2 separate regions of the Homo sapiens genome follow, and region 1 is linked to region 2. Evidence: read pairs that join two places in POLR2A ChIA-PET (ENCODE). Cell type or tissue: GM12878. All regions are shown on one strand. Each heading gives the region's core, and the rest is flanking DNA. Links, peaks and the distances in the headings are about the cores only. Region 1 overlaps LOC105371664 (a long non-coding RNA gene). Region 2 overlaps LOC105371664 (a long non-coding RNA gene).

Evidence for each region. ChIA-PET counts read pairs that join two places held together with the same protein. Peaks named below come from ENCODE experiments on the same cell type or tissue, not always from the same donor. Only the 100,000 strongest peaks of a DNase experiment are listed, where the experiment ranks them.
Region 1: POLR2A ChIA-PET joins it to region 2 with 5 read pairs; 4 of 35 experiments call an interaction of 5 or more read pairs at or near these places.

The regions. Positions count from the first base shown.
Region 1 is chr1:192,548,858-192,553,258 of GRCh38, forward strand. The region is part of intron 4 of LOC105371664 (a long non-coding RNA gene); the gene reads right to left. Among named protein-coding and RNA genes, the nearest start is that of RGS1, 25 kb to the right of the region's middle. RefSeq lists an enhancer at 2,622-2,701. In GM12878, for the core only: no CTCF peak of the experiment used is centred there; DNase peaks (open chromatin) are centred at 2,404 and 4,088; H3K4me3 peaks cover 377 bases; H3K27ac peaks cover 4,000 bases.
Region 2 is chr1:192,603,176-192,607,576 of GRCh38, forward strand. The region is part of intron 2 of LOC105371664 (a long non-coding RNA gene); the gene reads right to left. Among named protein-coding and RNA genes, the nearest start is that of RGS1, 30 kb to the left of the region's middle. In GM12878, for the core only: no CTCF peak of the experiment used is centred there; a DNase peak (open chromatin) is centred at 2,006; H3K4me3 peaks cover 349 bases.

The DNA of each region.
Region 1 (4,401 bases), core at 337-4,336, 54 kb before region 2:
TTTTAGTAGAGACAGGGTCTCACTATGTTGGCCAGGCTGGTCTCGAACTCCTAACCTCAGGCAATCCACCCGCCTCAGCCTCCCAAAGTGCTGGGATTACAGGTGTGAGCCACCATGCCCAGCTCATAGTTCAACACATTTCAAGTGCTCCATAGCCACATGTGGCTAGTGTCTACCCTATTGAACAGTGTAGTTCTAAATATTACTAAATTATTTGCCTTAGTGTTGATACCAATGTGTGAGCATTCCAATTGGACATCCTTATCAACATTTGGTCTATCAGATATCTTCAGTATTTTGCCAATCTGAAGGGTAAGCCAGAAAAGAACCCTAGTAGAAAAACTGAGGAAGTTTGAGTAAAGTCTGTAGTTCAGTTAATAGTATTAACTAATGTTAATTTCCTAGTTTCACTAATTATAAAAATCATTATAGAAGATGCCAAAATTAAGGGGAGTGAGTGAAAGTTATTCAAAAGTTCTGTACTATCCTTTCAAGGTTTCCATAAGTCTAAAATTATATCAAAATAGAAAGTTTTTAAAAGTCACCCCCTAATTGAACTTGAATTTCATTTCCTCCTACAGATTACAGGTATACTACTTCAGGCTTTCCAAAGGACAGTTTTTTATATGCTAACTGAAAGCGTTTTTATTTAAACTACAATAGTAGATGAAAGAATGTACTAATACTACTCTCATTTAATTCCATCTATAATGAAAGACCCACCAGACAATTTTGTGTCGGTGAATACTGGAAGCAAGGTAGCCTCTGGGAATTAAACTTGACACTGCTATTGTGAGTTCTGCATCTTTTCAATGTTATATCACTTTTCTGTACTGGTCTAATAGCACCAATTTTATTCTGCTGTGTCTTAAACATAATTTTGCAATTAGCATGCGGCACTTTCTCTACTAGGTAAACAGTAAAAACAATAATAATTCTGCATTGCTTTCAATAGTGTGCATAATGTACTAACCAAATGCCCTAAATTGAATAGATGATGAAAGTTACATTCCAACCCTTAAGAATTTACTAGAGAAGTTAAAGTAATAGATTCTTCCTTTCACTTGAACTGGTCTTTACATAAAATTTTGTCTTTCCCCACATTATTCCTCAGAAGTCTTCATGGTTGCTTCTTAGTAACTAAAGGTTTTAACTAAAAGGAAAAAAGAAAGAAAGAAAGAAGCAAAAAAAAAAAAAAAACAAAAACGTCTAACCTGCTTCTGTTGCTGCCCTACTTACAGTTACTTAGAAATCGCAAGCCTCTTTTAAGCCAACAGAAAGCTGCTGTGAGGACAGGCAGAGAGCCCTCTGAGAGTAAGTTGTGTTTTTTTCTTGAGCTTTAAGCATGGACACCCATGCCAGTGCCATTTCCAGAACTGAGATTCGCCTACAGAGCTTTAACCAATTGTACTTTCTCCTCATTCTTTATTCTTCCTCCAGTAGCCTTTAATCAGTACTTATCATTCATATGCTAATTTAGCTTCCACTTAAATTCTCAATTTGAACTCACTTTAATAACAAACAGCCAAGTAAATCACTTTTCAAAATTTTATAGTTTTTTTAAAAGTTATTATTATTGTTATTTGTAGAGACAGGGATCTCACTATGTTGCTTATGCTGATCTCAAACTCATAGCCTCAAATGATCCTCCCACCTCAGCCTCCGAAAGTTTTAGGATTACAGGCATGAGCCAACATATCCGGCCAAATCTGTTTTTCAGATGAGCTGCAAAGGTCAAAACATTAGCAACTGTTTAGAGTAAGCATTATAAGGGGCTAATACAGCTTGGAAGTGATAACTGTGCCCAAAAGTATCTCCCTTTAACCATCCCAGTAACTGATTAAAATACACAGGGAATACATGTTATAATCATGCAATTACCCAGGAGGTTCGCTGGAGACAGTGTAGTCAAGAGCACTAGAAAAAGGTCATCCAGAGAGATGCAGGGGATTTACACATCAATTTTCATTTAATTAATAATTGTATCTATGACTTATGTTGGAATTTTTCAGTCTGAATTTTCAAGGTTAAGGTTTGCAGTAGCATTTCCTCCCTGGTAGAAAGACATAACTTCCAAGCATTAATCATACACTTAGGATGCAGCCTTGTGTCTGCAGCCACAGTGTCATTTTCAAGAACTGTGTGAGCCTTGACTTGAGGCTGTTTGAGCATTGAGCTAAGGCTTCTACTCTGAGTAGTCAATGCTCCAATGGAAGTAAAAGAGCAAGGATCTGTCTATATCAATGCAGTTTATGACTAATTGTGGTTACTAGCTTTCCTGCCAGCATTTTTCAAAGTTTTAGAGCCATTTATTTCAACAAAGAGAAAGGGTGCTAAAAGTCACCACCGCTCTGAAAGAGAACTTGAGAAACTGGAAGACTTCCCCCATATCAGATGTCACTTGGGGAAGTTCAAGAGAAGAATTGACCTCTGAGGACAAAGCAGTTGGTTACTATGCACATTTGCTCATAAGCACAGCTCTGAAGGTCACTGCAGGGGAATTTACCTCAGTTTACAGGACAGGAAGGCCAGGGGGTAGTACTCCAGAAAAACTCACCACCACTTCTCCAGCAGGGTTTTTTTGGTTGACTCAAAACTAAGGCTTTGCCATGCACGTAAGGTAGATGTTTCAAATAGTTAAGGGAAATACCCTACAGAGGTTTTATATTATTTATGGTTAATACTTTTAGTAACAACTGATCACTCTTGGGGGCACCCTTTTAACTGATAAGAGGTTCTTCCACACATTAGTTGCTGTGCCAAGTTACTAAAACATTTTCTAGGCTGGGCACGGTAGCTCACACCTGTAATCCTAGCACTTTGGGAGGGCGAGGTGGGCGGCTCGCCTGAGGTTGGGAGTTTGAGACCAGTCTGGCCAGCATGGTGAAACCCCGTCTCTACTAAAAATACAAAAATTAGCTGGGTGCGGTGGCAGGCGCTGGTAATCCCAGCTGCTTGGGAAGCTGAGGCAGGAGAATTGCTTGAACCCAGGAGGCCGAGGTTGCAGTGAGCCGAGATCACGCCATTGCACTCCAGCCTGGGGCAACAGAGCAAGGCTCCATCTCAAAATAAATAAATAAATAATAAAATAAAACATTTTCTATCACTTTTACTCAAGGATATATTGTAGGGGCAGATGTTTCTATGGTTTTACTCTCATGGGTAAAAAATAAATAAATAAATAAATAAATAGATAAAGTGAAAAAAAGAATTCTAGTTGTGGAAATTATTGCTATCCCTAGCCATCAATTTGTCGATGATTTTATATAAATTAAATTCTGATACTTATAAATTTTTAGCACATCTTAGAATGGATACCCCATTGGAAGCCCTGGGTATGTTCTGTGGTTCTGTCATGACGGAGCCAATGACCAGGGAAAGAAAATAGGTAAACTGGACAGTCACTGGGGATCAAATCAGACAACCAGGGCTAAAAATCCTAGCCCTAAAACCTGCTAATTGTGTAAACTCAGGCAAATTACTTAACCTTTCAAACCTGTAGTTGCCTCATCTGTCAAATGGAGTTAATTAAGCAGTTCCTTCCTCCTATGGTCATTGTGAGGATGGATGAATACACAGAAAAGATAGCACATAGTGAATTCTGAATATATGTATCTCTTATTAGATTTGTGAACTTAAGTTTTTAAAAATCTCTGAGGCTAGACATTTCATTCTAAATTAATAATACCCATCTCATAGTGTTGTATTAACGAGAATTGACACGTGAAAAATGTGTATTTTCTAAGGATCTGTGATACACATATTATAATATACATGTTTGAACCTATGTACCTGTCTAGTAAAGATATTTTGATATTCTTGAGGAGAAGCATCATATGTCAAGAGTGAAATGTAGATGAAGTTGATCATTTTAAGCTGTTTTCTAAATGACATATGAAAAGAGAAACAGAGAGAAAGCATAGATACCATACAGTTGCCTGGGCCCACCTGTCAGCATTAATAATAAATACAAGAACATATGACGATATCGGCAAACATGCTTGAGAACTTGACTGAATGTGGATATCCTCCCGTCACTATGTTTTAAGTATATCACGTGAAAAATAATCAACCATTGATTCCTGGAAATGGCCACATTGGTACGAACTGGTATGCAGGGCATCCTGCACAGCTATTTTGTATATCTTTCTTATCTTTTCTGAACCTATTTCCTGCACTGCAAAGAAACTGACACAGGATGCTTATGAAACAAGATTTAATTTTTCAGTCCACATATGTGACAGCTGAACATCGAAAAGCCCCTAGATTTCACAGAAGTAAATTTTAGTATTTTTCTAATGGAAACCCCCATGGTATGCAGGGTTCTTATAAACTGCATTGGAATTCTATTATTAAAGTCAGTCACATAACTTCTTACCCAGCTTACTGCCTTCAAAGTCT
Region 2 (4,401 bases), core at 131-4,130:
AAACAGGGGAATATGAACATTCTTCTGTTGATAATTTCACTGGCAGTATGTTGCTCTGGTCTTGCTGCTTGCTTATATTCCAGCCTTGTAACTGAGTAACTTTCATTTTTTTTCTTCTTACTAGTATCTCATACGGACTTAATTTACTGAGTACCCAGGCACTGATACTAGGCCTTCACTAACTGAGCTCCACTAATTTGTTGCCCTCCTGACTGTCTGTTTATTGACTGTTGCTTCAAGCTCCACTGATAGGTGGCCTTTTACCAACTGGCTTGTACTTGTTTTGGCCCCTTGATTAGAATTACCCACTTTCCTTTCTTCCAACAGTCAAACATCCTGGTTTCACATGCTGCCCAATGTGTTCACTTTCCAGATGACCTTGATTCCATGTCCTAGAGATGACCCGGACCAGAGCCCATTGATTGTAGCTCCTGAAGTTCTGCAGTCTGGCTCATCTTGTAAACAGACAAACCCAGCCTCCTCATTGTAAACTCCACAGAGGTGTTTATTCTACTCTCATGTATTTTGCTTGTTTGTTTGTTTTGTTTGCTGTCTTCCATTTTTAGAATGCTATACCTCTTTTCTCCAAAGCCAAATCGATCCTTCAAATCCCAGTTCAAGTCCCACTTCAAGAATATTCTAGTTTTTAACTAGTGCATCATCTCTGAACAATATAATAGCTCAAACCTGCACTATATAATGTTTTATCCTTCTCTACTCCCTCAACTTCAGGTATATAATGCAATTGTTGCTAACAACTAGGTAGTTACAAAACATATATTTGATTCAAATATTAATTATATTTTAATACTCAGGAGACTTCAAAATAGGAAAGTTATGTGAGACTTTTATAAAATAAATTACAAAGTATTGGACTATAAATTTAACCCCAAATAGATAGAGATAGATACACAGATAGATAGAGCACTTACATGATGCCAACCATGTAGAACAATTTAGTCACAAGCTTTCAATCATCTTCCAACATAAATTTTATTCTGCTATTGAGGTATTTCTAGGGAATCTATGCTAAGAAGACCTAAAGACATATTGGAAAGAGTCAAATGTCAATCATATAATGTAGGGAGGTTTTGGATGAACTGCTTTAGGCTATATTCTCTCTCAAGAGGTTACAATGCTTGTTCTAATATATGATGTTGTCAATTTCTTGTACATTTTTAAAAGTATAAAAGTATTTAGCATCGTATGCCCAAACCTGCAACGAACTATATTTAGTATTTTTTATTAAAAATATAAACTATTAAAAAATTTTTGATGGATTAACAGAAAGGAACTATGTTTACAATACAAAATAAAAGGAGATAGCCAGACTAGATCTCTAGAATCTATCTAGTTTTATAATTGTAAAATTCCAGGAAATACCAAATCATGCTGACAATAGATTCTTGAGATAAATTTCATTTCAATAATGTATAGATTGTATGCAAAGAAATGGACCTGGATAATGCTTTTTGATGGTTTCTAACTTTATTCCAAGTCTATAGTCTTTGTGAGTAGAGGACTAAATTGAATCTGGGCTCCACCAAGAAAAAAATAGGTGACCTAGGACAAGTCATTTAACTTCTTTAGTTTATTTACTTTATTTATTTAGTTTATTTATTTAGTTAGTTAGTTTATCTGTATTTACTTATACAGATAACTATAATAAATGCCCTGTCTTCCTCAAGATCATATTATAAAAATTGTGTTAAAAAACTTATATCAAAATGCTTTACAAGTAATGTTTTACATAAAATTTAATTATTATGAATAAATAGAACCTTTAAAAACTAAATCTTTCAAGATTATATTCATTCAAATGGAAATAGCTAAATTTGTGCATGAATATCAGATGACTTCTTCCTGCCTTGGTTACTAATGAATGGCCAAGCTTGTTTCTATAAATAAATGGGCACTGGCATATTTTTTAAAAAATACATGTGGCTCAAGATTAGACTTCTTCCGCTTTGTGGTATCACATGTCTGACCACAGCAACTATTTTAAATCATGGTCTATGCTTTTAATGACATCTAACTCCACACAAAGAGTCATCATTTTTATCTAGACGTGTGTGACGTGCTTGATTGCAATGTGTTTTTTTTTTGTGTGTGTGTGTTGTTGTTTTTCTCTTTATCATTTTAACATGCATTTCTATAATACTTTGGTAATCTTGAAAACACTCAGGTCACCTTACAACATCAAGACAGGCATAGACCACTGTTTCCTTAAGTCTATAAAGTTTTGTTATAAAAATTGGGTAGCCAGCTGTTCTTGGCCTAACATTAATCTAATAAAAGTGTTTCCAAAGAAAGTTTATGGAATGAAAATTCATTGCTATTATTTTCAACTTTAATTGAATTTTTAAATAAAAACACTAAAAACTAAACAATAGTATTGAATACTACTATTGGAATTCATAGCTGGGCATGGCAGTGCATGCCTATAATCCCAGCTACTCAGGATGCTGAGGCAGAAGGACTACTTGAGGCCAGAAGTTTGAGACTAGCCTGAGCAATATAGAAAATCCTGTCTTACATGAAATACAGAAAGAAAGAGAGACAGATGGAAGGAGGAAGGGAGGGAGGGGGAGAAAGAGAATGAGAGAAAGAGAGAGGAGAGAGGGAGGGAGGAGGAGGGAGGGGGAAAGAGAGAAAGAAAGAAAGACAGAAAGAAAGAAAGACAGACAGACAGACAGACAGACAGACAGAAAGAAAGAAAGAAAGAAAGAAAGAAAGAAAGAAAGAAAGAAAGAGGGAGGGAAGGAAGGAAGGAAATAGAGAGAAAGAAAGAAGAGGGAGGGAGGGAGGGAGGAATGAAGGAAGGAAGAAAGGAAAGTAGGAAGGAAAGAGAGAAAGAAAGAGAGAGAGAGAAAGAAAGAAAGAAAGAAAAAAGAAGGAGGGAGGAAGGAAGAAGGGAAGGAAGGAAGGAAGGGGGAAGGAAGGAAGGAGGGAAGGAGGGAAGGAAGGAAGGAGGGAAGGAGGGAAGGAAGGAGGGAAGGAGGGAAGGAAGGAAGGAGGGAAGGAAGGAAGGAGGGAAGGAAGGAAGGAAGGAAGGAGCTGCAAAACGGCATGGACCAGAAACCTCTTAGTGGAGATCTCTGTATTGCTTGTCTATCTGGGTGGTGGGCATTCTGCCTACCCTAGACTCAGTCTCAAGCAGGGAGGCCAGTATTTTTCATACTGGAATTCCTACCTAGACTGTGTCTCTAATGGATGCATGTACTTTGCCACTTTAGTTACTTACTGTATTAATGAAGAAAATGTGACAAAGACTCATGAATATTTGGTCAGTTGTATTGGTTAAAAAGTCATTACTATTGTGGGTTTATGAGTTTTTGACAGTGTTTTAGAGTATTCAAAGGGTTTAACACATGCAGTGTATTGTCCCAGATAGAGCATCTACTTGAAGACAAACAGAGCTACATTCAAATCCTATCAACTTCTGCAACTTAATTATTTGTATTATCTTGGGGAAACAGATAATAATAGTGATAATAATAAAAATAGAGAGAAAGTGAGGAAAAAAGAAATAGAAATCAATCAGCAATAAATACTAAAATAAAAATAATAGGGGTTAAAGGCATAGAGAATATGGACATGGAGAAGGTTTACATAAGTGTGTTCAGGGAAAGTCCCTGTGATGAGACAATGCTGGAACCTGAAGGAACTGGAGAGGTGAGCTTTGTGTTTTTATGAGAAGAGCATTTCAAGGAGAATGGAAAACAAGTACAAATTGCCCAACCTGCCAAATGGGATTTATCCCAGGGGAGGAATATTACAAAACAGCCAGGTAGTTCTAAGAATCCAGGTGCTGACAGAAAGTGCTGGGTACTTGGCAACATGGCAAAACTCTGTCTCTACAAAAAACACAAAAAATTATCCAGGTATGGTGGCGCACACCTGTAGTTCCAGCTCTCTGGGAGGCTGAAGGGGGAGGATTGCTTGAGCCCAGGAGGTCAAGGCTGTAATGAGACAAGATCGTGCCACTGCACTCCAGCCTGGGTGACAAAGAGAGATCCTGCCTCAAAATAAATAAATAAATAAGAAAGTTCTGGGTAGAGCTGAAAAAGCAGCATATTTGGCAGAGATTCTCCACCCCATCACAATGCAGGCATAGCAGAGAAAGAAGAACTACATGGGGTCTCTAGACAGCTGGACTTGGGAAGCTGTAGAAGGCTCCACTGCTCGAGCCATGGAAGAGCATGGAAATTGCTAGAGGACTGGACTCAAAGGGGTTTTCGTCAGAGACAAGGAGCATTCAGCAATGACCCAACTGGGCCAGCAACTGAAGACTCTACAGGATCAGAGATGACAAGGCCATCAAAGTAGCTCAACCAACAGAACAAGAAGGTGGTGTGGAGGGACTCCAGCATAAACAGAGGATGGCAACCAGGTGATCTC